Linked DNA regions of Homo sapiens: region 1 is linked to region 2. The links are chromatin loops, found by intact Hi-C in ENCODE. Cell type or tissue: PC-3. All regions are shown on one strand. Each heading gives the region's core, and the rest is flanking DNA. Links, peaks and the distances in the headings are about the cores only.

Region 1 (15,897 bases), core at 4,418-12,417, 370 kb before region 2:
GGTCTGTTCGATGGCACATCCGAGCATTAAAACCTCATTCTTAGTGGCACACAACCCTGACAAAGAGTGCTGAGTGTCCAGAATTAGGCAAGATAATGGGATAATCACCAGGTTGGTTACCCTAAAAGAGATAATGTTCCTCTGTGTGTGTGATAAAATAAAAGGTCATGCCTATTTGCTTAGCAAAAGAGATTTTGGAAGAGGGAACCATTAGAAGTTGGGAAACAACTTGAGATACATCATTTGTGTTACATAAACCTGTTATCAAGATTGGCCCAATGTAGATTAAAATAGAAGTGCTCTTAATTGGGCTTCAGGCTAATACAGTGGGTTGGGATTAGCACACCCTCTGTAGAAGCCTCATATACCATGCTGAAATAATAGATACCAATAATGTGGCATCCCTCCATTCTAGCCCCTTCTAAAGGGACTTTTGCAGCCAAAAAGAACAGCTAGGTTAGATCTACTTCCTTTCTGGTCATTGAGGCCAGTACTGAGGAGGCTTGAGCTTTGAGGCAGTGAATTCAGTTACCCACAGTCACCTTCAGTAAACCAGTTATATGAGATGGCTTATGTGCTAAGGAGAGAGAGAGGACATGGTCCAACCAGGGATATGTTTATACAGTACCTGCTTAAGGAATATAGCTGAATTGAGTATTGCTCACAAAACTGGTACCTTCCCAAATTGTTACTCTACCTATTGAGAGCTGAACTATTTTATTTGACTACAGAAAGAAGCTTCAGAGAAGAGCAGAACAAACTTTAATGATTTCTTTCTCTGTCTTGGTTCATTCATTTAGTCAACAAATGTGTTTTAATCATTTCTATGAGCTAGGAATAAACAGCTCTGGCCTCTCCCTCAGAGAGCTTACCATTGTGTTGTAGAATTTAGGTCATGAATTTACGTGGACACAGATCTACCAAGGACTTCTCTTAATCTTTCAGCTGCCTGTATCAGATGAAAAGAACACTGTGAATACTGGATAGGCAATAGAAGTAGTCAGAAATGCCCCCTAGGGAAACCAGACCTGAAATTCACCTTCCAGTGGATAAACACAGCTTGATGTTTATGCTAAAATGCTAATCAACAAGAGGAAAGAAGAAAAATGCCCCCAGATTGAACAGAAAGTGTCTCATGGATACAATAAAGCAGACAAATTGCTTTGGTTACTGTAGGGTTATGTAAGAGGTCCTTTGTGTTCCCTCCTTATTTCTGCTAGATAAGATGAAGATTAATTGAAATACCAAGTGCTATATAAGCTAATAGTTTTATTAGCTTAAACCAGAAGTTCAGCCACCTGGAGGACTTGCTAAAACATAAATTGCTCAGCTCTGTAACCAGAGTTTAGTTTTTAGTAGCTCTGGGATGAGGCTTGAGAATTTACATGTTCCCAGGTGTTGCAGATGCTGCTGGTTCCAGGTCCACACTGTGAGAACTACTGGCGTAAGCAGACACTCTCAGCAACCTTGAAAGTGTTGCTCCACAAAGCAAATAGGCAGTACCACTAATTTTTTTTTAAGATGGAGTCTCACTATGTTGCCCAGGCTGGAGTGCAATGGCACGATCTTGGCTCACTGCAACTTCTGCCTTCCAGGTTAAAGCGATTCTCCTGCCTCAGCCTCCCCAGTACCTGGGATTACAGGCACACACCACCATGCCTGGCTAGTTTTTGTATTTTTAGTAGAGACAGGGTTTAACCATGTTGGCCAGGCTGATCTCAAACTCCTGACCTGAGGTGATCTGCTCGCCTTGGCCTCCCAAAGTGCTGGGATCACAAGTGTGAGCCACCAGGCCCGGCCTACACCACTAAATTTAAAATGTTTAAATACCTGCTGGTTTTCTCACTACAAAATAATATATATGTATACCAAAAAAAGGTTTTTAATAAAAAATAATAAACTTATTAAATGACCTATGTAAATTTAAAACCACCCAAAGATAGCCCTTAATAACCTTGCTTTGTATTTTTATAAAATGTTTCTTAGGTATGTTTGTGTATACATATATGCGTGCTATTCTCTCTAACATATGTACGTAATATTCTCTCTTTTCTCTATATATATAAATATCAAAATCACTGGAATCATCTTTTATTTTTTTGAGACAGAGTCTCATTCTGTTGACCAGGCTGGAGTGCAGTGGCGCAATCTTGGCTCACTGAAACCTCCCTCTTCTGGGTTCAAGCAATTCTTGTCCCTCAGCCTCCCAAGTACCTGAGATTACAGTCACATGCCACCATGCCTGGCTAATTTTTATACTTTTCAGTAGAGACGGGGTTTCATCATGTTGGACAGGCTGGTCTTGAGCTCCTGGCCTCAAGTGATCCACCCGCCTCAGCCTCCCAAAGTGCTGGGATTACAGGCAAGAGCCATCGCACTCAGCCTGGAATCATCTTATGTATACCATTTTATAACTTACCCTTTTCACTTAACATATACTTGTAAACATCTTTCTAAGTCAATATAGTTGTATGATACAATTTAGTACATCCTTTGAATGAACATTTAGGTTATTACACAATTCTTTCAAAGAAACTAATTCAGCATAAATATTCTTGTAAGTCCTGATTTGCATCCTTAATTATTTTCTAAAGACAAATTCCCAGAAGAAAAAAATGCCAAGTAAAAAGTTATATAGATTTTTAGGGCTCTGAATACATATTGCCTGATTAGGCTTCAAATGCTAGATCACTTTACATGCCCATCAGCACTCTATGGTTATTTTCTCACACCTTGACATAAAGGCTGAGTACATATTTGTTCATTGTTTTTCTGTGAGAGGTTTCTTTTGCCAATTTAATAGAGAGAAAATGCTCTCTTGTTTAATTTTGAATTTTTTTTTCAGTTGCCAGTGGGGTTACTAGTAGTATCACATTCAGTGATGTCATACTTCTTTTTATTGTAGCAGTGTGAATCTGAAGCTTAGAATTATGCTATCAGTTCTTGACAGAGCAGTTCTTTGGTTTGAGGCTTTACATGTTTGACATTTTTAAGGTCTAGCACATCATTTTTCTTTGATATGAACAAACAAATCTCAGAGTAGATCAGCTTTTGTTGTATTATGTAAACTTTGAGAAAGTAAATTGGCTGCAAAAACTATTTTGAATTCATCTGATGTGATATGCAGTCTCATTTCTCAGCCTATGAATAATTTGTTGTAATATAGTTGATCTAATTTTACTTAGGAAATCAACTATCCACTGTGACCAAAAGAGAAAACTGATGGAGCAATGTATCTTGTTATCTATTGATTAATATTTATTCAGTGACCATGTGATGTGAATACTAAAATGAACTTTCTTGGTGATACACTAAATTGAACTTTCTTGTTGATACACAGGGACTATTAGGTGAAAAATATGGGAATATCCGAATCCCTGGAGAAGTTGAAGCCTCAGAGTTTGAAATGATTTTGGATGCCGCCATAGAGGCAAAGCTGGAGACCAAGTTGCTGGAGGAGTGGTACTGTCGAGATGAGAACTCGGTGCCAGCAGCCTATTACCTCAGACCCAAGTCAGAAATGCTGAGAAGCAATAGAAATGCAGTAAGCTGCCTTTCCCTCAAGCCTATGGATCTGTCCATTACTACATTTGTTACCATTTATGTCATCCGGGGTGGTGCTGCACAGAAAAGGCAGAGTAGACAGAAAGTTACTCTGCCCTAGGCCCCAGGTTTTCCTTTTAACAACTAAATCCACACTGATCCTTAGGCAAACACAAATGAAACCACAATGCCATATCACTTTACACCTGTTAGGATGGCCATCAAAAAGTCAAAAGATAATAGGAGTTGGAGAGGATGCGAAGAAAAAGGAACCCTGTTACACTGTTGGTGGGACTGTACATTCGGGCAGCCTCTCTGGGAAACAGTATAGCAGTTCCTCAAAAAATTAAAAATAGAACTACCCACTTCTGGGTATATATCCAAAGGCAATAAAATCACTGTCTTGAAGAGATATCCACACTCCCAGGTTCATTGCAGAATTGTTCACAATAGCCAAGATATGGAAACAGTCTAAGTGTCTGTCAGCAAATGAAAAGATAAAGAAAATGTAGAAGGAAATTAAGGAACATTTATATACACACATACTGTGATATTATTCAGTCTTTTTAAAAGAAAGCAATCCTACCATTTACAGCAACATGGATGAACCTGGAGGACATTATGCTAAGTGAATTAAGCCAGGCCCAGAAAGACAAATACCATATGATCTCACTTACATATGGAATCTAAAAACGTTGAGTTCATGGTAACAGAGAGTAGAAGTGTATTTACAAAGGTCTGGGATTTAGAGGAAATAGAGAGATGTTGGTCAAAGGTCACAAACTTTCATGGTGTCTATAGTTAATTATAAACCTGAAATTGGCTGAGAGAGCAGATCTCAAGTGTTCTTACCACCCACCAAAACAAAGGAAATTATGTGAGGTAGTGGATTTGTTAGTTAGCTTGATTGTGGTCACCATTTCACAGTATATACATAGATCAAAACATCACATTGTGCACCTTTAAAATTTAATGAAAAAAACTAAATCCAAAGCTAAGAAACTATAAATTGTCACTCACCTTTCCATTTAGCATCTCTGACTTTCCTTCTAGGCTAATTTTCCTTCCTCCTGAAGTATACCTTTTATAAGTTCCATCAATGAAGGTTTACTAGTGATACTGATTTTTACTTATTAATATTGGTATTATTAAACAATAATTTAATGAAATAATTTATTATTAATTCTTAATATTAATTGGTTAAAGTTCCATTAATGAAGCTCCCTTTGCTTCTCTGAAAAATTATTGTTTTGCCCAGTTTTCTATAATGTGTCTATTTGTTCTGATTGGTATATGTCATGCTTACTGTATCTGTGAATTCATATAGTCTCTTAATTCTAGAAAATTCTCAGTCATCTTCTCATCAAACAATGCCTCTCTTCTGTTCCCTCTGTTCTTTCCTTGTGCTCCTTAATTACATTTGCCTTCAGCCATCTCAATCTGTCCTCTACAGCTTCTAATTCTCTTTCACATAATCAATGAAAATAGATCATTCCACATGATCAGTTAGGTTTACCCCAATATTCCCACCCAGAGAAACAATATTCATACAGATAATTACGTTGAATAATACATGTGAGGGTGAAGAAGAAAAAAAAAAAAAAAAAATCAAGAAAATTGATCACGTGAAACTGATCATAATCATATCATCATCATAATCATGATCAGTTTCACATGATCAATTCTCTTATCTCTGTGCTGCTTTCCAGAAGATAGCTTCAGATTATTTTTCCAGTTCACCAATTTTTTTCTTCAGCTGTGTTCATTCTGTCTATACATTGAGTTTTCAAGTTTGACAGTTATAGTTTTTATTTTGTGAAAGGTTCATGTGTGCATTTGTTTTCTGTGGGAGGAAGTCCTTTGTAAAATCTACCTAGCTATTATTTATAGTCTCTTTTTAAATTTTAACTTAATATTTTTTCTTTAACATCTTAAACAGTTCATTTATATTCATGCATCTTATAGAGAGTGATGGAATGAGACTGATTCATGCTTGAGCATCATGGAAACGTTATTATCTACTTTCCAACTTGGCTCCCAAGTTTATGATAGGTCCTTTAAAAGCAAATGAAAAAGGAAGAGGGGAAAGGTGGACCTGTTCATTGAGTAGAATATTTAGGGAGATTGCAAAGAAGGCATGGATATCCAACCCTCTGCCAAAGAGAATGTCCTTGATTCAGTCAGCACCCAGGCAGTTCCAAGAGCACAGCTGTGGGTTATCCGCAGTTCTCCACTTCGGGATCTGTGTATTTGTCATTCTGGTATCCAACATAACACATTTTCTCTGTGCAATGGGAAATCATATCAGAATCCTTGATTTTTCTTCTTCTCCCTCACATATATTATTCAAAGTAATTATCTATAACAATATTGCTTCTCTGGGTGAGAATATTGGGGTAAACCCAAACCATTTCCCAGTTAAAGATGCCAGGAGTAAATATAGATAGCAAAGAACCTGATACCCCAAGAAACCAGTTTCTACCATGATCTGGGGGATTTTCTCATATGTTACTATTTAATTTGCTTTAATTGTTTCTTCATTTATCTTTATGATCCACTAGGGAAATTGAGATTATTCCTAAAACCCCACATGATATTTCTGCATAAATTATTATTGAATAAATGAATGTGTGAATAAGATTATCAAGACTATATAAATGTTACTTTATTGGTAGGCAGTCCTCCCATTTTATCTCCCAGTGGACCATCAAAACAAATGAAGTTAAAACAAATAAAGACAACTAGATATAACATAAGAGCACCTCCCCTTTAACTTTCTCTCCGCTTTGGAGGACACCAGAGATTATTTTCTTATGGCATTTGTATCAAAACTCAAAAGGGAAAAGCATGGTATATAAGAAAGTCTGACAAACACACCGTATTTGGATCACACCCTTGTGTAACTTGGTCAAGTTCACATGCAACACAGAAATAATTTCTAACTTTCAGGGTTATTGAGATTAAATTAGACACTGTCTGTAAAGCACCTATCATAGTATTGGCACATAGTAGGCCTTCAAATAATAGAAATTTTCTTGTTCTTAAATATTATTTTTCTTTGATGATTGTAAGACTAATTTCTCCCTTTTACATTTCTATAGATGCAGCCTTCTACCAATGCTGAAAACGAGAAGACATGGCAAGAGATATCAGATGAGATCAAGAAGATATTTAAGGCTGCTGTAAAGCTGTTACACGAAAAGGGTAAAATGAAACACAGCCAGGCTAAGAGGTACCTGTTCTCAGGTAATTTTCCCATACCTTCAGTAAAATAAGAAATATATCATTAATAGGTACATCTACTGCTTCCCTTTAATGCCCTGCAAATTTAATCTCATTTACTGCCTGGTGAAATTTAATTTTTCTAAATGTTCCCATGTTCTGGAGAAGCAAATGTTCTTTTGTTTTAATTATAGAAAAGCCTTCCCTTAACTCTAAGGCTTCTCTAGAAAATGTGATTTTAAAAGAAGCCAGAGGTGGCCCCGGATATAATTGACCATATTCTGCCATGATTTCTCAGTTGAGCTGTTCATTCATCACTTACCCGCTTATCCAGCAAATATTAATGGATCTATTGAGTTCCTACGTGCCAAGCACTGGGGAGACAACACTGAGTAAAAACACAAGGTCTCAGGCCTCCTGCAACTTATTTTTTTAGAGGGAGGAAAAATATTCATAAAATATATATTCATAAATGATAGCCAAGTAATCAAATAAATGAACAAGATCGTATCAAAAGTGATTGATAAGTATTATGAGTAAAATAAAGCACAGTCATAGGATAATAGTGACTGATAAAGGATGTGGGGATCCAGATTTAGATGAGGTGGGCAAAAAGGAGAGGACTTTGGACCTGAATTACGGAAGAAAATCAGAACTGACAGTGCCATATGCATCTAAGGTAGAGAATTCCCAGCAGAGGGAGCAACAGATTTAAGATCTCTGAGACAGGAACGTGCTTAGCTAATTCCAGGAGCAGGAAAAATAAAAGATAGCTTTACTTTTTTTTTTTCTTTTTTTTTTTTAACTTTTACAGAGAGGGAGAGATGAGGATAGAAGTTGGGCACAGGCCATAATAGGAAGCTTGTGTTTTATTCTGGGCGAGATGGGAAGCCATCAGAGGGTGTGGCACAAGGGATTTGGTAGGATCTAATTTAGCATTAAAATAAAAACCTCTCCAGCTATTTGGTAGGCTCAAATTTAACATTAAAATAAAAACCCACCCAGTTATTCAGGTATACTTCAGTCTATACCATACCAAGCATTCTGCGTACAGAGGCTCACCTGTTGGCCTTTCTCAGCCATGGAAAGGAAGCTTTATCATTAGAAGTTGCTCAGGAAATTACAGAACTGAAGGAATATGTCAGTCATAGTTTCCAGGGAACAAACACAACTAGTAAAAGTAGTCAGATGTGTAGCATTTATTTTGAAAGTTGATAGTAAAAATTTATAAAGGGAAAAACTATAATAGCTGCGTTTTCAGATTGGTTTTGAAATGGTGCGGCAAAGCATTCGTGAAAACCTAAAAGGCACTTGGTAATCATTCTCACTGGATCCATGTGGGTGAAGCTCAGAGAAGTTACAAACCATTTTGACAAATTCCAGAAGGAAGCTGTTTTTAAAAATTAGGTCTTATTTAAAGTCTTCCTGAAAATACCACAATCGTCAGGAATAAGTACTGTATTTAAATATATAGATCAGGGTATATCCTTGTTCCTTTGGAACCTTTAGATCCACCTTTGAGGCTCAGGCTCTTCACCTTTATCAAAGACAGAACAACCCTGTTCCTTCAAGAGCTGTCTTAGAAAAAAGTACCTGGAGTGAAGCTTTCCTATTATTTATGTAAAAAACACCAGTCTGGGGAAGTCATCCTCTTATTTACAATCGCACAGCTCCAGTGTTTGGTTATTTCCCTGGCAAACACTTGTCCTAGCTTTCCCCACACAGTGAAGAACTGTGTCCACATAGATAGCCATGTGAAGATGAGAAATTTCATGTGAGCCACTACAAGTGGAGTGTTTTCTGCTTGGGGTTATATCTCCTGAAGATATACATGCTCATGACAATTTTACTTATTTTACGTTCAAACTCCTTTTAAGATCATGTCTGCACAATCAAAATTGCTGACGTGCCAACTCTTTCAAATGGATATAGTATATATTATATTTTTAGAAATCTTGAAATAAGAATACTGGATAGAACCTGTTAAAGGTGTATTGTTTATGTTTGAATGTAATTTTTCACACTTCTAGTTTCACCTTTTTAAACAACAGGAGAGGACGAGAAATAAATTAGACTCTAAAATGGTGCCCTTCTGAGAACATCAAAACTCAGTGGCCTTGGGAATCGTAAAGAAATTAATTTCTCATGGATAATAGTTACCAGGACTGGAAACCTATTTCCACCATTACCTTCAGTGGATGCTCTCACTGGTTAAATTTCAGGACATTAAGGAACATGCAAAAACAGAAAATAAATATAATATTCTAATAATGCCCTAAAATTCTAAAATTTATAATATTTATAGATAGGCATCAGAAACTGTGAATAAAATTCCCATAAAATCATAAGCATGCACTTCGCCTCTAAAAATAACTCTGTAGAGTTGCCTTTGTATCATAGCTCTCATTTATTTAGGTATATTTAAGTCTATACCATACCAGGCATTCTGTGTACAGCATTTATCCCCCCTGAGCCAAGCTTAGATGGGCTCTGCCAAATTAGTTTATCTGTATTTCTTTTTTTGCTCCATTTGTGATCAACACTTCTGCTTGATACATCCTTTTCATAAATGTGATAACAATGTCAAGTTATAGTTGAATTGCTTTCTGGGAGTCAAAGGTGGCAGAGCATATCTCTGATTATAATGCATTATATATAGATACTACAGTTTGACCGCTTCCTTTCTCTTCATGATGCTCTCAGAATGTAGCAAGCTGTTAATCCAACCTGCTAGCATTTTACACAGATGACTAGAAAAGAGATGGGTCCAAGGCTGCTTTCTGTAGTAGCTCATGATGTCCAGATTTCTGGCATCTTCCCTTATCTACATTATAACAAGTTCTTACTCTTCCTTAAAAAGAATAGTAGACATATGTTTATAAGCTCCTTTAACTGGCTTCCTTAACCAGCTTGCTCAATTAAAACCATTTGTAAAATGTACTGATGCTCATGACACAGCTTACTAGGCACTGGTAGCTATGAAAATATCTTTTTCATTTAGGTTGAAAATTTCCATTGAAAGGCTCTCATTACTGAAAAAATATTATCACAAGAGTTCCACCGAAAGGAACCATTTTTAAATAAAATTCTCACCCTTCTTAATAGTTACATTACAGAATATATGTATATATATTCTAGATTTTGCTTGACATTGGAGTTATGACCAGCATGTAATTTTTTTCAATTTATGGCCAGACCAGCCCTGTGTATTCAGAGCCTCCCTGACAGAAATTCACAATCTGAGATCAAAGCACCTGCAGATTCTGTGGCTGATGAGGGCCAACTTCCCGCTCACAGATGGCTGTCTTCTTGCTGTGTCCTCACAGGGCAGGAGGGCAAGGGAACTCTCTGAGATCTCTTTTATATGAACACGACTTTCATTCATAAAGGCTCTGCCCTCATGAACTAATTACCCAAACGCCCCACCTCCTAACACTATCACACTGAAACCTAATCAGGTTTCAACATATAAATTTCTGGGAGACACAAACATTCAGTTTATAGGGCTCCATAATGGATTATTTTTCTCAATGTTCTGTTTTCTCTCACCATTGTATCCTAAGCGGCTGTCATCGTGCCTGGAATATAAAAGGTGTTCAATGAAGAGCAATTACATGAAGGAAAGGGATGGTGAAGGAGGAAGAAAGGAAGAGCAGCCAATTTTAAGAATACTTGCTTTGTCATTCATTTCCATTAGCTTATTTTACATATTTTTAATTTTTCCCTGCACAATGATGTTTTCATTACTACTGACCCAGTTTAAAATTTTCTTATGGGGACACAAATTATTTATAATATATATGTACTTGTGTGCAAGCATATGTATTGTAAGCCATAATACGGTATATGTTAGAAGAAATGAAGTTATATACTAAGTCACTTTTTCTGTACTTGTTCTGATGGATATTATAACAGTGACATAGATCACCCAGATTGATCAGTCATCAGAATATAATTATATTTTGCCTTAAAATGTGCTTTTGGGCTGGGCGTGGTGGCTCACACCTGTAATCCCAGCACTTTGGGAGGCTGAGGCAGGTGGATCACAAGGTCAGGAGAAAGAGACCATCCTGGCTAACACGGTGAAACCCCATCTCTACTAAAAATACAAAAAATTAGCCGGGCATGGTGGCGGGTGCCTGTAGTCCCAGCTACTTGGGAGGCTGAGGCAGGAGAATGGTGTGAACCCAGGAGGCGGAGCTTGCAGTGAGCCGAGATTGCGCCACTGCACTCCAGCCTGGGCGACAGAGCGAGACTCCGTCTAAACAAAAAAAAAAAAAGAAAAAAAAATTTGCTTTTATATTGATATTTGATCATATCTGACTAGGACTCAATATACCTCAAACAAAATGGTGAGGTCACTTTGTTAAGGAAAGACTGACAAGAAACGGTTAACTAGTTACATCCTTCAGCCTCCTCCTCTTTCTTTCCTGGCCCAGATGGGTCCCTGCTGTTCCCTCTTAGAACCTCTGAAGTCTGAGAGGAAAACTGAGCAGCAATTAGAAATAGTAGATATTAGAAATATCCACTATAACTTTGATATGCTTTCTTTATTATGCTTATGTCCAACCTCTTCCTAAACTTGGGGAGAAAATTAGATAATTTTATGTAAAACCTGTTCTCCCGGGTTGCTGGCTGATTAGGAAAAGACAAATAGGAAATCAAGAAATTATTCTAAAGATTACTTCGCTACAAACCATAAGCAAAATAATTTACCACTAATGACTAAGTGTTGACTATTGAGAATGTGGGTGTGTTGCTCCTTTGTTCTAAGCAATAAACTCCTTCTTATATTTTCTTTCAGCTATAGAGGATGAGTTTGACTTTGCTCTGGGAAAACAAACTCCAGCATTTCTAAAGAAGTGTGTTTGCTACATTAGGAAAATTGCTAACATTGAGCGCTTTGTGAAAATCCCAGAGATGGGAAAATACATGGATATAACTGGAACAGAACCGAGGATTATTCGGGACCCAGAAGCCCAAGAGAAGCTGATAAAACTCAGGGATGAATTTATTCCTACTATTGTTGCATCATCTAATCTGAGAGTGTACACATCTGTTACTCATTGTGACATGAAACTAGGCTACTCCCAAGAAATAGAAAATCATTACATCGAAGGACTTGGTAAACAATTTTATGAGGACATGATTGATATAATTCAGGCAACGATACAACAGAATTTTGACACTGAAACTGATACACTCTATGATGAAATCCTTCAACATTCATCATTATGTAAAACATACGCCTCCTTCTATGAGTACAAATGTGAATCTCTAAACATAGTGCATAACTACATTCTTCCAAGCAAAGCTGGACACATCAACCCTCTTATTATATATGGTGGGCCATGCACTGGGAAGACCCTTCTGCTAGCTGAAGTAGCAAAGAAGGTAAAAGCCTATTCTTTCCCGTGTATATTTGTAAAAACTTGTACTTTTGGAAAATGGTAAATTAATCAAATTCATTTCTACTTTCTGAGTTTACTATGTGAATTATAGTTGGTCTTTTAGGAGTGAATACTGCAGTGCTTCTTTTTTGCTGGTATAACAGTTATATTGAGAGAGCAAAACTCATGGGGTACAACTGGAAAGCAAGTTTATTTTTTTCTTTCACTGTTCAGACTCATGTTGTGGGCTAGTTCCCATCCCTCACCCCATTTGGATGAAAACCCAGGCCAATCTCAATAACTGTTCTCATTCCTTTCAGACAAGGACAAGCCCTCTGGTCACTCCAGTCTGCTAAATCAGTCTCCGTTCAGTAATGAGTATGTCCAGGCTAAGGTAAAAATGAAAATATCAGTCTACACCTTTCTTCCCCATCTGGGGCCTCTCATAAACAAGGCACCTACAGTGGGAAATGGGGATCTTCTTTCTTTTTCCACGTGGCACTTCTTTCTCTCCTTTCCTAATCCCAATGACATTTATGATTCCTATAAAGTCACAGTTTAGGGGATATGGGAAAGGTAAGGTGGCCAGAAAGTTATTACGTAACCAGTGCTGTTCTGAACTGGACTGTGAACTCTCTGTTCTTAGCACATGTTTAAAGCTGCCTCCCATCTCTTTGGAGGCCTTTTCATGGCTTCCTGGAGGTCCTTCCCCTCCCGTACCTCTGCCCTATCTTCCCTGAGCATCTCTTACCTACAGTTGCCTAGACACAGGGGAATGCATCTTTTTTCTAGCTGGTTACTTCCTCAGCTCCTAGACATCCAGCAATGTGCTTCCAGTACCTTTCTGCTAAGATCCTGTCTACATCCCAGCACACTCCTTAGACAGGACCTGCGAAAAGCAAACAGAAACCCTTGTCAGCTCACTGTAGCCTGCCGTCCACATGTAGCACATGGGAAACACTCAGGTATTGTTTTGCCCTGAGGAACTCTAGACCTCTGGGCCAGTCCCAGCCCTGTAGCTCTGTCTCACTTCTCCATCACAGCAGCTAGGCAGCCTCAGTCACTCAGCCTTCATGGTTTCCAGATGTCACTAGGTACCAGATGCCTGTATCCCCAAGCTGTAGGGGGCATTCTATAGGTGGTCCACTAAAGTCCCTTCCTCTTGGCTGGAAGTCAAGGACAGGCATCTCTCTGACCTCCTTCTAGGGAGGGGGAGGTGAGAGAAACAACCCGCAGCACCCTGATCCCCACCATTTTTCCCTGCCTCTCCAGTCTTCTTTTTCAGACTAGCAGCGGGTAATCTGTTAACAGTAGCAAAACTGGTTTTCAGAACCTCCCTTTCAAGTCCTGCATGATGGTCTGGAACCTCACTTTGGAATGTGGTATCTGCTGAGTTGGCTCTTCAGCCTAAACAGGATGAAACTAGTTCCATTATTTTTAACCTCCTCTTCCCTTAGTGTCAAAGTGTGGTGGTTTATTTTATTATGGTGTTAATTCTGAAGCTCTGTGTTATTCTTCCCATGGTGACTCTCTTAAGAACAGGACTTTCTTTAAGTTCACGAATATTCTCATAACCTGTCATGTGCTACATAATCTCAAATTGGTCCTCTTGAAGACAAGAACAGAGACAGTTGCATTACACTGTATGTGAGGATTAGGTTCCAAAGTAAGCCCATAGGTGAAATCAGGTATATTCCATTTACCTTTGAAAAGTCCATAGGAAGTCTAATTTGCTTTTTCTTAATCTATCAAGCCCAGCTGGGTTTTCTGCTTATGTTAGAAGATATAGCTTTTTCTTTAATTAAGCACCAGATGAAGTAGCAGGCTTGTATTTAGGGTCCACATTGCATTGCATAAATTGTGTATGCATATGTTTATGTGCCTTTGAACAGGAATTTGTATGTGTATCTTCAAACTTTAGAATTATTCCAAGTAAGCAAGATAGTAACACCATGAGGGGCACCTGAGAACTGAAACCAAATGAGTAAACATTCACATATGCCATTTTGTAATCACCCTAGGGCCCTTTTCCTTGTGGAGGAAAGGAGCATACAGGCCGCTGGAGGAAACAAATATCGTTCAATTTGACTAAGTCAAAGGTTCATGTGATGCACCTCCACATGCTCTAGCACAAGAGGTCAAGACTTATGTGGGATGTGCTGATTCCCTGCACAGATAAGCAGTCCCAGTGAGGCAGAGTGTGGTAACTGTTCAGAGTTGGTCAGTTTAAGGAACAGCTTTCTGAGCTCTTGCTCTTCTAGATATTTTGTCCAATAGCCTGAGTCTGTCTATTGACTATCCAGGAGTCGGGTCCTCCAAGAAACTGTGCCTCTTTTTAGGTCCTCTGCCTGCGCTTCACTTACCTTTCTCCTGGGGAATGTCTGACTCACCGTCAACAACAACCTGTACCGTCCTGTGACCTCATGTCCCTTTGAGGATGCAGATAGATATCTCATTTTTATCTCATGTGTCACCCAGCATTTCCATGACCATGAGCTCGTGATGGTAGGGCTGCTCTCTACAGACATCACATGTTCAGCAACATGTGACTGGGAGGACGGAGGAGGATGCCTGTAGTTATCATAAGCAATCAATGTAGAAACAAACCGGTGTTTTCAGATTTACCACCAAAGGATAGTTGTTGAATGACAAGATTATCTTCCTTGAAATCAGCTTCAAAGGTTGAGGCTAAACAACAGCAACGAAATGTTTATTTTCCTTAACAGCTCCTTATAAAACTGACCTCCATAAATCTTTCTAATTTTATTCATGCCTTAACCTGAACTATCTCTCCTGAGGAAGCAAAGTTCACAAACTTACCTCCTAATGTGTAAAATCACTCTTCCTTATCTCAGGCATATCCTTGGTAAATTCCAAGGATAACTGAAAGACTTTATTTTCCTAAAAATACTCATTGGAGTATTTTATGCCTTGGGCATATTTCTTCTTATATTGACCTTTCAAAACAGAAAGACTAAACTTAGTGGGCTCCTCACATATTTTATCCTTTAACACCACAGAGTATTTAAGAAATGAAAGAATGAAAAGTCAGGTATGACTTCTACTCCAGCTTTGTCTCTTGGTGACCATTTAACTCTGAGCAGTCATTTATCCAGCTTGGGCCTCAGTTTCCTCTCCTATTAAATGACACTGTAATCTCATCTACCCTTCAGAGAGATAATGTGAGGACTGATGGCTACATGTATATAAAATCAACTATCTGTTACAAAGCACAACGTTTAACAAAGCTCTTTTAACCACCATTCTGTGGATTTTATAACAGATAAATAATAATCAAAATTATGACCCTATAACACCATAAAATTATCTCTAAATCATAAAAGATTATATTCAAAGTAATTTCAGTACTGAATATTTTTATTGCTTTCTAATTAATTGGAAATTTGGTCAGCCATATATGACATTATATGCTCTCAATTAATGCATATATTTAACTTAATATAATATGTAAATCATTACTTATCCATTCATTAAACACTTACAAAGGACCTACTGTGTGCCAACAACTGCACCAGGAAATGGGTATTCATTCAGTGATACAAAGCTGACCATACTAGATATTTGTATTTATAATTCATGAAACACCTTGTATCTTCTGGAATACAAGCTAAATATTGCCGAATGAGTGAAAAATACTATTATTGCTACTTTAGTACACTCAGTAGGGGTAATCCTGAGGGTCTCACCTGTAGATTTTGGTACACAAGCTTCATGGCAGTTC
Region 2 (15,897 bases), core at 2,597-10,596:
CAAATACATGTCGGTGATGGCGCTCACATTTTGGTTCATACAGCTATTAAACATGTATTTTCTCTCCAACTAGAGAAGCTCCTTTTGGGCAGGGACAATGTCTCACTTTTCATGACATCCTGAAGCACCAGGTATAGGACTCAAACAAAAAGGCATCCATTGACTATTGAATTCATGAGTAAAATGTAGATAATAAGTTTATATATTTGAGATGACATGAGCATATGACTTTATGTCCTCAGAGTCCTAATTTGGCCACCATGAATTGAAGGAAAAGCATCTCATTTCCATGACAAAATCTTTCCTACAATAAAAATTGTAAGTAAGCTTGGATACATTTCACATGACTAACTCATGACCAAAAAGAAACTTGATCTGTGACCTTCAGTAACACACTCGATTTAGAAAATGTGAATGGGCTTAATGATTAGTGACGGTTGCTAAAAATTAAGGCTTTAAAAAATCTTATTTATGTGAATACTAAAGCTGCACACACCTGGAGGTATTAGTTGATGTCCTTGTTGACCTAAAAGGAGGAGGCTGAGGCACAAAATATAATTTAAAGAATTTACTTGAGCCAAAGGGAAGACAGCTGTTGAGACGCTCTTCCCAGTTGCACTGGGGAGTGCTCTGTTAGCTTTTGTTGTAAGCAGGTTTCTAAAGGCAAAGGGAACAAGGAATGGTCTGATGTAAAGTTCTTTGACAGGAATTCTCACTGGTTTTCAGAGAATAACATTGCTTAATGATTGGCCATGCACTGTGGGACTGCAGGATATAGTGTTATAGTGTCTGGCATATGGCATTTGATGGCTACTTGGCATCAGTTAGTCTAGAGCCCACATGGCAAGTGGCTTCAAGAGATAATTATTTAGTTCAAGGGGGAGTGATGTGACTGCTGTTTCATTCAGTGCCTTTTGGGGCCTGATAATTTAAAGGGGCTCTCATTCTTCAGATAAAAATTTTCTTTCCTTCCTTTTTCCTCCACACCATTTTGAACAAACTTTCTGTTTTCTTAGTTATCACTTTCCTCCTAATAGTCTTTAGAGCAAACAGAGCAAGTAAGCCAACCAGAAAAGCCACAGAAAACACACTTTCCATATACCTACCGTCTATTTTCCTCTTAGACGCATACTTGATCCTACGACAAAAGACTTGTCTCCAAATAAATCGATTTAAAATATGTGAAACATTATATCTTTTAAAAAGTGACGTTTCATAATAAAACTATGTCTACTATGCATTTGCTTTGAGTTTTTATAACTTTCCAAAAAAGTTTTCCTCTTGCCGGTAAATACGTATCCTATTTCTACAGCTCTGGGATGGTATCTATTTATTATACATTATTTATCTCTAAAATGTTTTACTAAGCCAAAAAGGAGAAGAACACATCATACGGAACAGTACCCTGTGTAAGGAGGGAAGTGTCAGAGACTCCATAGTGTACTCCCAGTGTGACCAGTGAGAGCTACTGCCCTGCCCTGAGTTGAGATGTTCTGAAATAGCTATTGCATTTCTATGTGCCCTCTTTTTCTGCCATTATTAGCAAACAGTTTTCATCCATTGGCTGACAAAACTGGAGTAATGGATAGTGCTGGACCAGCAGTAAAGAAACAAGGAATATCAGCCTGAATGTGGGAATGCAAGTTTTAGTGCAATTCAACAGCTATCAAGGAAAAGGTCAAGGAGGTCTAGGATAAGGGGCGGCAGGCAAGCGGGCATCAGTGGAGGCCCTTTGACTTTTTGAAGAGCTTCAGAAACAACACTATAGCCTGGAAAGGCTGATCTACACTGGAAGACATGGTAGCTCCTGGCAAGGAATGACCCCAGCCGAGAAGAGCAACTGCTAATGCGTGATGAAGGATGGATGAGGCCTGGGATGCAATGGGCTCATAAAGCACTGACTACCTGGAGTCCGTGAGAGCTCTCATTTCCAGTAGGAAGTTTCACTGTCTCCAGGGCAAATGAAGGATATGTGGACATTATACATTTTTTAAAAAATTTAAGTGCAAGCATTTTTGTTCTCCCCATTTATTTGTTCATTCATTCGTTTATTCAACTAACATCCATTATGTGTTCTTTGCTGCACGCTGAAGATACAAAAAGCATTAAGAAAGGAACTCTGTTTGTAAGAATCTCACAGTTCCTTAGGAGCTGGGTGTGGGATGTTCTTTGCCCCTCTAGATCTATTCTCTGCCCTTCGCCACCTTGCCCAGTGGCTCCTGGAAGCTGACTTTTCTGGAAAGTATCAACAGGGCTCCCTTGCCTTCCAGCTTCAGTTGGGCTCAGCCACTAGGAAGCACAAGAGGAGAGGAAGGGTAGCAGGAGAGGAAGGGCGGCAGAAGAGGAAAGTGAAGCATTGCCCTGGCTTCCTTCATGCCTGCTAAGGCTTAACAATGGCTGCACTTCCCTAAAGCCACAACTGCTGAGAAGCAGCCTGCTTCCAGAACTACAACCAGCTCTTCTGTTCCTGGCTTTTCCAGGCCCAGGGCTGACAGTGGCCCCCCACAGTGTAGCCTGGAAGTGCTTTATCACTCTTGGTTCTCCTTGACCTCTACATGGCCCCTCCATTAAGCTTTCTTTCATTTATTTCCTGTATGATGACATAACAAGGTTAGCTGGGCAATAAGCAAATATCCTATAGTGTCAAGTGTACAATGAGGGCAAGAAAGGATTAATCAGTCCTAACTGGGGGGGGGGGGGTCAGGTGAGGCTGTGGTCTATAAAGTCCTGTCCCTATTCACCCTTTCAATTGCATGCTGAAGTTTCTCTAAGAACATGAAATCAATCACGTTATCTTCCAGCAATGGCAGTGGAAAAATCTGATGACAACCCCAGGAAGAAAGTTCAATGGCCATGTGATTGACTATATAATGATGTTCCATTTATCTAAAAATAGTACTTTGCTTAACTTACACTAACGCACCTTACAGTTATGAGACACTACCTACTTAAAATAGCATACAGTGAAAGTAGACCTAATCTACCTCCTAGTTGAGTAGTAACAAAAATGTCTAACAGTTACTGAGTTCTCAACTAAACCTATAGTATTAATATGATAATTATGTATGGAATTATGCATATAGATATTATGTATAGAAGTGTGTCTACTAATTTCTTACAATGCCACCACAGAATAATAGTATTATTCCCATTTTATAGCAGAAGAAACTGAGGCTTAGAGAGAATTTAGTGACTTGCTCAAAGTCATAAAGCTAGTAAGTGGCAGAGCTGGGATTGTAATCCCATCTATCTCCATTATTAACCACTATGCTCCCTAATAAAAAAAAATTCTCATATCATGTGTTAGCTAAGGTAACATAGGATGCATTAACAGATAAACCCCCAAATGTCAGCGATTTACCATAACATTTATCTCTCACTCATATCAAGTCCAGTTGGTAGTGGTTCATGTGGGAAGAGTCCACTCTAGCTCAACAGTTCAAGACCCAGGTAGACAGAGGCTCTGACCTCTTCAACATGTACCTCCCATGTTGTCCTGAGTGCTAAAGTCCAGCCAGCAGAAAGAAGAGAGAGAGAAAGAAGATTTTTATGATTCAGGGGTGGAAATTCCAGACATAAATTCTACCCTTATTCCATTAGACAGGAATCCATTGTATGATTGGGAAATCAAGTCTAGCTGAGTGTCTAAAAGGAAAGAGAAAGGATTTGATAGACAGCAAGACTCACACTGCTTCCAATTATAACTCCCCAATTGTTCTCAGGTGACAGGAGGCTCTGTCTCAACCTGATGACCAGAGAATGAGATGAAGATCAAGTGGATTCCACAATATTTAGTTTTTGCTGTCAATATCATGTCAGTCAGGAGAACAGATAACACTCTAGGTCTTTCAAACAATGAAAATTTAATAAAAGGAATTTATACAAGGACTGAGAAGCCAAATAGGGAACTGCAAGACTACCCAGAGATTAGAGATACAGGAGGCCAGCACCATCCCCAGGAATTGAAGGTCACTAGGATGAAGTGGTGTCATCAGAGTCCCAAAGCTGGGGCTTTTCTAGTGGGAGATGCCCAGAAGGAGGGACGGGCTATTGGGCAGGGGGTGAAGCCACAAAGGAGACCCAACTACCAAAGAGGGAGGGAGAGAGAGAAAGAGGGACTCTCTTCCTCATTGCCCCAAGTCTTCCTTTAGAGCCTCATTTTGGCTTGTAAATTAAAAACAAAATTCTAAGTACCCCAACCAACTGAATGTACCCCTCTTGGCCAAGGAAACTCCAGAGAAACTGGTTTCCCAGCCATGATGAAACAGACACACCTCATTATACCTTTTCTAATTATGGAGAATTTCTGTAATGAGATTCTGTTGGGAGGTGGAGATTCACAACTAGTATGGGAGCTGAAGGGGACAGATACTTCCTTCTTCTTCCTGGAAGAAGAGATTGAACAGATGACCAAGGCTTAGCCAATTAGATGCTCCCACCTGAGGTCTCAACTCTTGACCACCAGAAACAACTGGAGAGTTTAGAAAGTATTCACAGCACCAGCATCCACACAAGGCAGATCCAGTGGGGCCCCTGGGCAGCTCCAACAGTCATTCCAGCAGGGTGTTCTGGCTGCTCATGCCAATCATGGCTGTCTGATCCCTCTTGGTTCCTACCTGTTTTTTAAGTCTCATTCTTCAAACTTCCCTTTGATCTATGAGCTATTCATTATCTGCTTACATTAATGGGTCATTTCTATTGCTTCAACCAATGCCTGACACATCTACCAATACTTCAACTCACTCCCTCCTTTGTCGTTCTTTTCACCTGTCTGCAAACTTCAGCCTTTGTTTTTTGACTGTGTCCCCTTCTTTGTTCCCACATCCTGACTTTGGATCATTGCTGGGGAAAAAAAATCACATTCTTCAGATTGGAACCAACTGAGAAGTTCAGGCTCTATAACCTCAGGCACAATCCTTCCAGGAATCCTTAGCTCCTCATCCCATTCCCCCAAAGAGCCACTTCAATTCTTAGACATTCTTCTCAAGCCTCACTTCCATCATCTCTTGCCCTCCTCATTCCCAAGAACTTGCAGCAAACAACATAACAACAAATAGCTTGTCTCTGATTCACAGGCAAACTAGAGACCATGAGATACAAACTTGACTGAATAAACAATCACTGTATGAAATCGTTGCAGCTACACTCATTATGTAACTAGTATCTTGTGCTTCTCTTTTTCACCTTAAGGTTATTTTCCCTAAAAAACTACCAAGTATTTACATAGACCACATACACTTTTTCTGCTTAGAGAGTATGTTAATATGTGTGTACTGTGTGTGTGTGTGTGTGTGTGTGTGTGTGCATGAACGTATGACACACGTTTCATCTTTTTGTTGGAATAAACTCTCCCTTTCTGTTTTTTTTATTTTGTCCTATAAATGGAGCAGCTATAACTGGTGTCATTTCTTTTTAGTTAATTCCTTTAGGATATATTTCCAAAATAGAATTATTGGGTTAAAGGGCATAAAGAATTTTTAGAGAGCCAGCTGCATAATGCGAATTTATTCTCCAGAAAGACGTAACCCTTCTGCAGTGGAAAAGCATATTTTCTTTTCCGATGGTGATGGTGTAGCCCTGGCTACACTGGACATTATTATTGCTATTAATTTTGTTTCCTGTTTTATATTCCTTTTATTCTATTGGCTCATAGACTCTTTTTCTATGAGATAATATACTATCTGTTGTTTTGGATCACCTGTAATCATCTACTAAATGTATTCTACCTGTAATTCTTACATGCATGTGCTCATTATGTTTGAATAATGAGGTTTTTATCAGATGTTTAGTGTATTTCCTCTACCTTGTTTACTTCTTTCAATATTTATTTTAATACAGCACGTGTATGGAAATTTTAGTTTGACTTGACATATTTGATCATATGCATTGCATCTCTGGTCATAGCCTGTACTTCTTAAAACTTCAAATAGGCTGGGCACAGTGGCTCACACCTATAATCCCAGCACTTTGGAAGGCTAAAGCAGGAGGATGGCTTGAGTCTAGGCATTTGAGACAAGCCTGGGCAACATAGAAAGAACTCTCTCTACAAAAAATACAAAAATTAGCTGAGTATGGTGGTGCCCACCTGTAGTCCCAGCTACTAGGGAAGCTGAGGTGGGAGGATCACTTGAGTCTGGGAGGCCGAGGCTGCAGTGATCCATGATAGTGCTATGGAACTCCAGTCTGGGCACCAGAGCGAGACCCCGTCTGAAAAAAAAAAAGAAAGAAAAAAGTTTAAAATACTTATTTCTCCTCCACAGCTGAATTACATTTGGTATGATGTTTTCAAAAGATTTTTTTTCATTAACAGTTGCCATGAAATATTTAACTGTTTGACCTATCTGAAATTCACTTCAAAATACCATATGAAATATGGATCAAATTTAATTTTTCTCCATGCTGTTATCTGTTTGCTTGACAATATTTATCAAACAGTGATTTATCCCCCACCCCCACTACCAGCACTTTTTAAAACTCCTGACAATGATTTTTTGATCCAATATTTTTCATTGTGCAGTCAAAGGAATTAATCACTGGAGGCAACTAATATAGGCCTGAAAGCTTTCCTTTGAGAAGCAGGGATTTTTGGCTCCAAAAATCCCACTGGTCAGCACATGGAAAGTTAGGCCTAAAGGGATTTAAAAATTATTTTGTTCAACTCCTCTCTTCTATTACAAATGAGGAAACTGAGGCACCAAGGAATTAAATACAGTACAAGTCACTCTGCAAGAGATGTGGGAAAATAATGGAGAATTAAGGCAAGTAACTAGAAATTAGGGACATGGATTTCAGATAAAAAATAAGCAAAAAAAATGCTGCTAATATATACTAATAATGTATAGAAATACACAGCTAATAATAAAATATAGCACTACTAATAAAAATATACAGCTAATAATAATGGCAGCTACCAGTAACCGAAGATGTACTGTAGGCCAAGCACTGTGCATCTCTTTGAAGGCCCATGCTGACTCGTTAGGATATGTATTATTATTCCCATTCCTGTCCCTAGTAATTTGCCCAAGGGCTGCCACCAAGTGGCAGGAAGCAGGTCCCAGCTCTGTTTCCCTGACTCAGAAGGAAGCATTTTTCCACTGCACCACACTGCCTCCCAGCTACCTGGTGATAAAAAGCAAGGCATGCCAACCAAGCTCCCACTGAAGAACCTACTCCATTAAAACAAAAACCAATCATCTACTAACTTCGTTTGAAACTGATTAAAAGAGCCATCCCAATTACTAAAATTGTGTGACCTGGGACAAATCAAGTGACCACTTTAGAACTCGATTAACTCAGCTGTCAAAAAAGGGCAACAGACAAGATGATCTCTAAAGTCTCTTTCAGTTTTAATATCCTAGGATTCTAATTTCCACTGTCCACTTTTCATTCTTCCATAAGTAATAAAAATAGGAAGAGTACAAATTTCAAAAAGAAGTAGAACCCATTTTGATTTTATTAAAAATATGTTTCCAAAGCATAATTTTAGGGCCAATAAAATTCTTTATGTGAATTAAGTTTAAAATGGTCATAAAAAAATGAAAATAATAGATTAACTAAACTATTTAACAATTATTTTAAACTAACATGTAATACAAAAAAACTGATTTAACAGATTATTTGAAATACAATGGTACTATAAGATGATATGGGTGAATAAATATTATGTTTGACTTAAGGTTAAAAAATAATAGTAATAATAAACAAGTGCCCTCTTAGTTAACAAGGAATACGTTTTATTTAAGTAGATTGTAATGCCTGGTCAAAAAATATATATTTATTAATTCCAAACTACTAATGCTATAACTTCAACTTTTCTTTTTTAGCAATTATTGACTAAATTGTAATTTTTGCTTACATTATTTTCATAGAATATTGTGTAATATACACATTAAATGAAAGCATGTGTTAAATATTCAGGCTAAACATGGTAGTCCCCATTAAATCTTAGATCTTAGTAGGTTTTTCCTTTTTGAAAAGAAATCGAATTCTGGAATGCTTTCCCATCACTGCTGTTAATACAGGCCAAAAGAGGTATCCCATGACAAGCATTTCTGTAGTTGTACCTTAAATCTTCCAAGAAAGGAGCCTAAGGTATCCCATATGTTGAAAAGAAATAGATATTAAGATAAAAAGGAAATAGAGATTTAAAAAAAACTAAACTAAGTCACATTATGAAATGGAAATTTAAAAATCCTTACCTGGAGTTTTCTAAAAATAAAATACTTTGTACTGAGTAAGAATAGACACAGAACACCAAACAAAATGCCTCTTCGTGGTGTGATTCTATGAGTTTTTAGTATTTTTTAAGTCCACATTTTTCTAGTCAAAATCTTTAGCAATATGAGACATATTGCCTGAAGAGGGCACCCTTTCCTTTAACACCAAAATCTATTTGCTAAACCCCTAATATGTAAACAAACCTGTGGGATAAAAGCACTATATCAACTTCATTTTCAGTAGCAACGCTGTTCCAAATTAAGTTAAATTTTTAGTCAAATATACATATATAAGCGTATATTATTTATATAAATAATACAGCTTCAAGCATGAGAAGAAAAATGACTCCTGTATGCCCAGGATTAAATTTAGGAAATAGAAACATTCCAGTAACTTGGAGGTTCCCATATGCTTCTCCCAGTGTACCTTCGTCTCTCATCCTTAAGGGAATCACTTTTCTGAATTTTGTCTTTACAATTCCCTTGCCTTTCTTTATAGCTCTGGGGTTTGTTTGTTTGTTTGTTTGTTTGTTTGTTTGTTTTGAGATAGCTGGAGTTCACTGGTGTGATCTCAGCTCACTGCAGCCTCTGCCTCCTGGGTTCAAGCAATTTTCGTGCTTTAGCCTCCAGAGTAGCTGGGATTACAGGTGTGAGCCACCTCGCCTGGCTAATTTTTGTATTTTTAGTAGAAACAGGGTTTCGCCATGTTGGCCAGGCTGGTCTCAAACTCCTGACCTAAATCTATCTGCCTGCCTGAGCCTCCCAAAGTGCGGGGATTACAGGTGCAGGGATTACAGGCTTCCCAAAGTGCTGGGATTACAGGCCGCCTCTGGCCTCTTTATAGTTTTATTAGCCATATATTGTTTAATTTTGCCTTCTTTAACCTTACTATAACTGTATCAGGCTGTATGAATTCTTCTGTGACTTCCTTTTTTGATCAATATTAAGTGATTCAGATCCAATCATACTGATACATGTATCACACTGATACTGGTACATGCATTTTTGGCACTGTGCAGTGTTCCATTCTATGACTATATCAGAAATTTTTACTTATTACCTATGCTTCCATGGTAGACTTTTTGTTTTGTTGCTGTTACAGGTAACACTGCTGTGAACTGTTATGCATGAGCCTGGCAGCACATATACACAACAGTTCCTTTAAGACAGAGATGGGCAAAGCATGACTCCCACAGGACGAACCCAGCCCACTGCCTGTTTTGGTATGGCCCACAGCTAAGAGTAACTTTTACATTTTAAACGGGTGTAAAAAAAGAAAAAGGAAGAGAAGAGTGTTTTGTGACATGTGAAAATTATATGAAATCTAAATTTCAGTATCCACAAATGAAGTTCCATTGAACACAAACACACCTAGTCACTTACATGTTGTCTATGGCACAGATCTCCGGAAGCCCAAAACTTTTATAACACTATCTCAGCTTTTACAGAAAATGTTTGCAGATCCCTGCTGTAGGTTAAAAATGCCCTAAGATGGACATTTGTGTTTCAGGTGTAGAGGGGAGAGTGAGTGAACAGGGAGGGGGTCTTTTGTCTATTGGTCTCCCTGGACTGAAGAGAGGGAGAATAGAAACCAAACACTAGGATTCTCAAAATGGTTTATTACCCAGAACTCTCTGTCTGGGTCAGTCAAGAACCATTTTCAAACAAGGAGATGGAGGGAATTTTTAATTTTTAATTTTTTCTTTCCATCTTCTAAGAAGGTGTTGGTACTCTGTTTCCCTGAATGTTGTTCTCTAGACTGGATTGATTTGTTTTCCTTGTGTCTTCAGTGCAGTTTTCTTCCTCAATGGTGTAGGTTGAGTGAATGCTGCCGTAGTGTGTGAGAGACTAGTGTCTCACCAGCTGGCACTTAAAGACATACAGTCACAGTAGCGTGACTGACACTCATAGACGTGCGGTGACAGTAGCAAGAGCAATCACAAAACTGTAATTTACTTACCAAATTTCTTCTTTTCCATTACCTCGCCTGCCTGTTTAGAGAAAGAGAAAGAATAATTTTAAAGGGATTTTGAGGTGTCTTTTTGGATCCTTATTGTTTCAAAGGGAATTTGGTGGGGCGGTGGGGAGGCAAACTCTTTTTAAATAAATTCCCTCTGAAAAAAAAAATCCAAAACACTGGCATCTGAGTAGGAATATGAAAATTACGCCTTTTCCAAAAATTAAGAAAAAATGTCTTTACAAAATAAGAATAATTTTTGAAAGGTAGAACACTCTTTTTTATTGGCAGTTTTGATAAGCAAGGCATAGATTTTACATTTTTGTCCTTGCTTCCACTGAAATGGGATAAACAAAAATAAAATACCATCTATTCATGGAATGTTGTGTTAGCCAGTCTGAAACCCCATCCTAATTTTTATATAGCCATCTTTTAGCTCTTCCTTTGACAGAGCAGGCCTTGTTTGGAATTGTTCTGCTTCTGACTGTTAAATATCTGTAAACCAAAAATAAAATTCTAAGCCCCACCCGCCCCCCAACCATCTGAATGGACTTCCTGCCAGGGCACTCTAAAATTTATCCTGAAAGACTGGTTCAGGCCGTGATGGGAAGTGGAGGATAAACAGGCCTCATTGTATCCCTCCAGCTTTAACATCAACACAGACCTTAAGTCTGAAAAGAAACATTTACGATCCATTCTCTCTGAATCCTGCTACCTGTAGGCTTCATCTGCACACTAAACTTTGGTCTCCACAACCTCTTTCAACCAATTACCAATCAGAAACTTTTTAAATCTACCTACAACCTGGAAGCCCTCGCCTTCCTGCACGTTTCAAGTTTTCCCACCTTTCTGGACCGGACCAGTGTATATGTTAAATGTGTTTGATTGATGTCTCATGTGTTCCTGAAATGTGTAAAATCAAGCTGCGCTCCAACCACCTTGGGCACATGTTCTCAGGATCTCCTGAAGATTTATTCTTATGTGCAGAATAAATCTCTTCAAAGATTTTAGAGTTTGACTCTTTTCTTTTCTTTTCTTTTTTTGAGACAGAGTCTTACTCTGTTGCCCAGGCTGGAGTGCAATGGTGTGATCTCGGCTCACTGCAACCTCTGCCTTCAAGTGATTCTCCTGCCTCAGCCTCCCGAGTAGCTGGGACTACAGGTGTGCACCACCACACCTGGCTAATTTTTGTATTTTTAGTAGAGACGAGGTTTCACCATGTTGGCCAGGCTGGTCTCGAACTCCTGACCTCAGATGATCCACCTGCCTTGGCCTCCCAAAGTGCTGGGATTACAGGTGTGAATCACCTCGCTCAGCCAAGTTTGACTCTTCGTCAACACACTGATGACCCATGCACTGCACATCTTCGTTCTCTTCTTGCTTCCCCATTGGCCTGAGTTTCTTGTGCATTCCTCCTCTCTTTCCTTTGTTAGAATAGGTACATCAGCTGTGCAAATAGAGAAAAAAAAACAGTATTCCGCACCTGTGGCATTTATGTAGAGTTGCAGTTGTGTACTGTGGAAAATGCGGGCTTTTGTAACAACGTGAGCTTTACTAATGCACTCATGACAAGTACCCAGTGTATTTTAGCTATTTTAGTAGTATTTGTTCAATAAATATGCAAGCTATAAGGTAAAAACAAATAAATAAATACCTAAGATGGAAATAGCAAAACATGAAGTACGTGCTTTCTTTCTTTTTTCTTTTGAGACAGTGTCTCACTCTGTCACCCATGCTGGAGTGCAGTGGCGCCATCTTGCTCACTGCAGCCTCAACCTCCCGGGCTTAAGTGATTCTCCTACCTCCACCTCCTGAGTAACTGGGACCACAGGGACATGCCACCATACCCAGCTAATTTTTGTTTTTTCGTTTTTTGGGGGGTTGTTTTGTTTTGTTTTTGTAGAGACAGGGCGATGTGGTTTGGCTGTGTCCTCACCCAAATCTCATCTTGAATTGTAGCTTCCATAATTCCTATGTGTTGTGGAAGTTACCCAGTGGGAGATAATTGAATCACGGGGGCATTTTCCCCATGCTCTTCTCATGGTAGTGAATAAGTCTCATGAGATCTGATGATTTTATTAGTGATTTCCCCTTTCACTTGACTCATGCCACCATGTAAGACGTGCCTTTTGTCTTCCGCCATGATTGTGAGGCTTCCCCAACCACGTGGAACTGTGAGTCCATTAAACCTCTTTTCCTTTATAAATTACCTAGTCTTGGGTATGTCTTTATCAACAGCTTGAGAACAGACTAATACAAAGGGTTTCACCATGTTGCCTGGGCTGGTCTCACATTTCTGGGCTCAAATGATGCTCCCACCTCAGCCTTCCAAAGTGCTGAGATTACAGGTGTGAGCCACCATGCCCAGCCCTGAACATTTTTTATTTCCCTTGTTTTCCAAAGTGACTCTACCCACATATATTCCCATCACCAGTGTATGAGCATTCTCAATGTTTTCGTGGTATATGCAGAAAAAACACATCAGCTATAGAAATAAAGAAACTACTCTTCTGTGTACCTAGGAGTTGTGGTGGAAATTTCCAACACTGTTTCTGTACCTGCAATAAACTATTAATAATAATTATGACTGTATGTTGGCTAATGTTGGATAACTTTCCTGAGTTCAAGCTCGTCAGTAGACAGGGTCCTGGAATGTTGATGTTGTCTAGACAATATCCTCTCACGATATTTGATCAAGGCCAAGCCCTGGGGTACCCAGCTCCTCCATATAGAGGGATTTCATCTGGCTGAGCCCATCCATGGGCCCTACAAAACCAGGATGGTACCAAGTGAATTGAGTGTAACTGGTGCAACTTCCACGTGCTTGTGAATTTGTCCTGCAATCCCCTGCTCCTGAGACCTAAAATGAGCCCTAAAGCTTAATCCAGAGCTTATTTTCCAGGCCACTCTCATGATAACTGATGAGTCTTCATACAGCAAGTATGCCAACAATTAATTTAGTATCTACTATGTGTTCTGTTCTAGGCTTTGAAAAGAAGGAAAACAGGCATCCATTAGAGAAAAAAGTGCCCAAAACTCAAACACTATAATAAGGAAGCCCCTTTTATATTTAATACAAAATAATTACAGTGTATTAAGAAAGAAAATACCGGATTCAGTTAAGTGTGTCAGCGCTTTAACCTATTCTAATTCTACTTTTTCATATTAATTGAGAGAAGGGTAGGCAGGGTGCAGTGGCTCACGCCTGTAATCCCAACACTTTGGGAGGCCAAGGCTGGTGGATTCCCTGAGATCAGGAGTTTGAGACCAGCCTGGCCAACATGGCGAAACCCCGCCTCTACTAAAAATACAAAAATTAACTGGAGGTGGTGGTGTGCACCTGTAATCCCAGCTTCTTGGGAGGCTGAAGCAGGAGAATAACTTGAATGCAGGACGTGGAGGTTGCAGTGAGCTGAGATCGCACCATCGCATTCCAGCCTGGGTGAAAAGAGTGAAGCTCCATCTCAAAAATAAAAATAAAAAAAAAACATTGAGAGAAGGATAGTATTTAAAAGAGGTTAGGCTTATGGCAGTGGAAAACCCAATGTATCTGGCACCTAGAAGGTATTTTTTTACCTCTTTGCTCTTTTATATGACAAAAATATTTTCTATAAATATCATGTAATAATTAGTCATATTTATTTTCTTGATTTTATAGTTTAACAATAAAAAAGATGAATATGATTCCATTGTAAAGGCATTTATTCAAACACACTAAAATGATTCACATAACAACTCAAATTTGCATTTTACCTAACAAAATATTACACCTCATAGTTTCTACTATGTTTCATTGTTTTAACATTTAAACACCCATAAAAACTTGAAGTGATCATACAGAATGAAGGACAAGAAGTAATTTGCATTTTGTTTCTTCTCTTTACAGTCGTGGTTTCATTACTGTTTATTTTGAATCTGCTATTTTAATGCAGGAATACTAATAACACAGGGCTTGGAGAGGTGAACTATGCCCAAAGTACCCTCTACTAATTATGAACTCTTACAATTTACCCTAGAGATGAAGGTGTGGGCTCCTGCAGCCTGTGTGTTGCCAGCTGTTTGTATAAATCTGGTAGTTCTCTTAATTAACTTTCATGTAGAATCCAACATTTATTAAAGAATTAGTAATAAAAATGTACTAAATTGATGTTTACATAGATATAGCTACGGATACAGACAGAGCTAGAGACAGAAACAAATGATTAAAACTTAACAGTAACTGCAGCACGTAGAAATGTGGTGCCCACAATGATAATTACTAGCCACGTGGCAGCTATCAAGCACTTGAAAGGCAGCTAGTCTGAATTGAGAAGTAATGGTAATGTAAAATACTCATAAGATTTCAAAGGCTTAATATGATTAAAAAGAATGTAAAATATTTGTTGTTTTAAGCTGCAAAACTCTAAGATAATTTGTTATCTAGCAATAGAAAACTAATACAGTAAAAAAAGAAGAAAATGAGATATTTCAAGATACTCATAAATTGGTTTTTTAGTATTCGCTTAATATTTATATTAGTTTTGATTAGCTTGGCCAATACTTAATTTTTAACAGACATTACTCATATAAAACAATTATTTTTAGATATGTACAATGTAAACAAAGATACGTTTTAGTTCTAGAGATGGATGGGTATTGATTGCATGACAATGTGAATGTATTGAATGCCACAGAACTGCACATTTTTTTAAAAAGGTTAAAATGGTCAATTTAATATAACAAATTTTATTACAATAAAAAAGAGATGTTTTAAATAGTTAAAAATTTTCAAAGAAAAGAATACTATGTGGCTGCATAATATGAATGAATAGGCATTAGTGCAAGAAAAGTTTTTTTTTATTCTTACTGTTCCAGAAAGCCTTTATGGCTTAAAAGATGGCTGTAGAATTAATAACCAAATTATGAACTATTTGGTGGCTGTATAAGTTGTTCTTTTACAAAAACCTTTGAAATAACAGCTTGCCTGTCTGTCTCAAAGTCCAACACTTTCATCCAAAAGAAAGTCTTTAACATCTGAAAGACAAGTGTGGTTATGTATGAGAATAGGTATCATGTGTAATAATGTAAAACTCTAGGAGAAAAATCCCTTACAAAGAGTAGTCCATTCACTTTCTTTAACGTAAAATGAATATTTTAAAATAGGATGCTAGAAACATGCTATATATGAGGTGAATATTAATGAAAACTTCAGATATGTGAATTACTGATGAGGGCAAAATATCTGCAGTTTGAATATATAAAAAATCTGTAGGTGAGCTCAATGCACAGCTATGTGCTAGTGTTCTCCACTTTATCTAGCCAAGCCAGTGTTCCCCACGCTTTGCTGACCATCAGAATCAGAACTGAACATCTTGACAAATGCCTAAGCTGTACCCCATAAAGTCCAAAGGTCTCACCATAGCTCAGGCTTTGAGTGTGTGTGTGTGTGTGTGTGTGTGTGTGTGTGTGTGTGTGTGTGAGAGAGAGAGAGAGAGAGAGAGAAACAGAGAGATCCGGGTTGGCGGGACGGTTCTTTGTCTATTTGTTTTTAAAAGTCCCCAGGTAATTTTAAACTAGGAAGCCAATGGCTTTTTTTCTGTCGGCTGGAAATCCCAAGAAAATACCTGGGATTTGTGTATTCTTCATTCCTATGGTAATTTCTGAACTTTCTTTTTTGTTTCTTGTTTTTTGTTTTTTTTTTGAGATGGAGTCTCGCTTTATCTCCAGGCTGAAGCGCAGTGGCCC

The links. A loop is a pair of places that touch in the nucleus more often than their neighbours do. Peaks named below come from ENCODE experiments on the same cell type or tissue, not always from the same donor. Only the 100,000 strongest peaks of a DNase experiment are listed, where the experiment ranks them.
Region 1: it touches region 2 in a loop (7-fold over the local background); 6 of 110 quality-filtered maps call a loop at or near these places.

The regions. Positions count from the first base shown.
Region 1 is chr4:37,427,232-37,443,128 of GRCh38, forward strand. NWD2 (NACHT and WD repeat domain containing 2) reads left to right here. Exons shown (of 7, transcript NM_001144990.2): 4 at 3,341-3,544; 5 at 6,645-6,789; 6 at 11,570-12,159. Among named protein-coding and RNA genes, the nearest start is that of PGCKA1, 19 kb to the right of the region's middle. RefSeq lists enhancers at 4,156-4,450, 13,942-15,141. In PC-3, for the core only: CTCF peaks have their summits at 7,443 (motif pointing right) and 7,643; a DNase peak (open chromatin) is centred at 11,930; H3K4me3 peaks cover 463 bases; H3K27ac peaks cover 1,307 bases.
Region 2 is chr4:37,795,197-37,811,093 of GRCh38, forward strand. No RefSeq gene overlaps it. Among named protein-coding and RNA genes, the nearest start is that of PGM2, 24 kb to the right of the region's middle. In PC-3, for the core only: CTCF peaks have their summits at 7,071 (motif pointing left) and 8,352 (motif pointing right); a DNase peak (open chromatin) is centred at 7,075; H3K4me3 peaks cover 326 bases.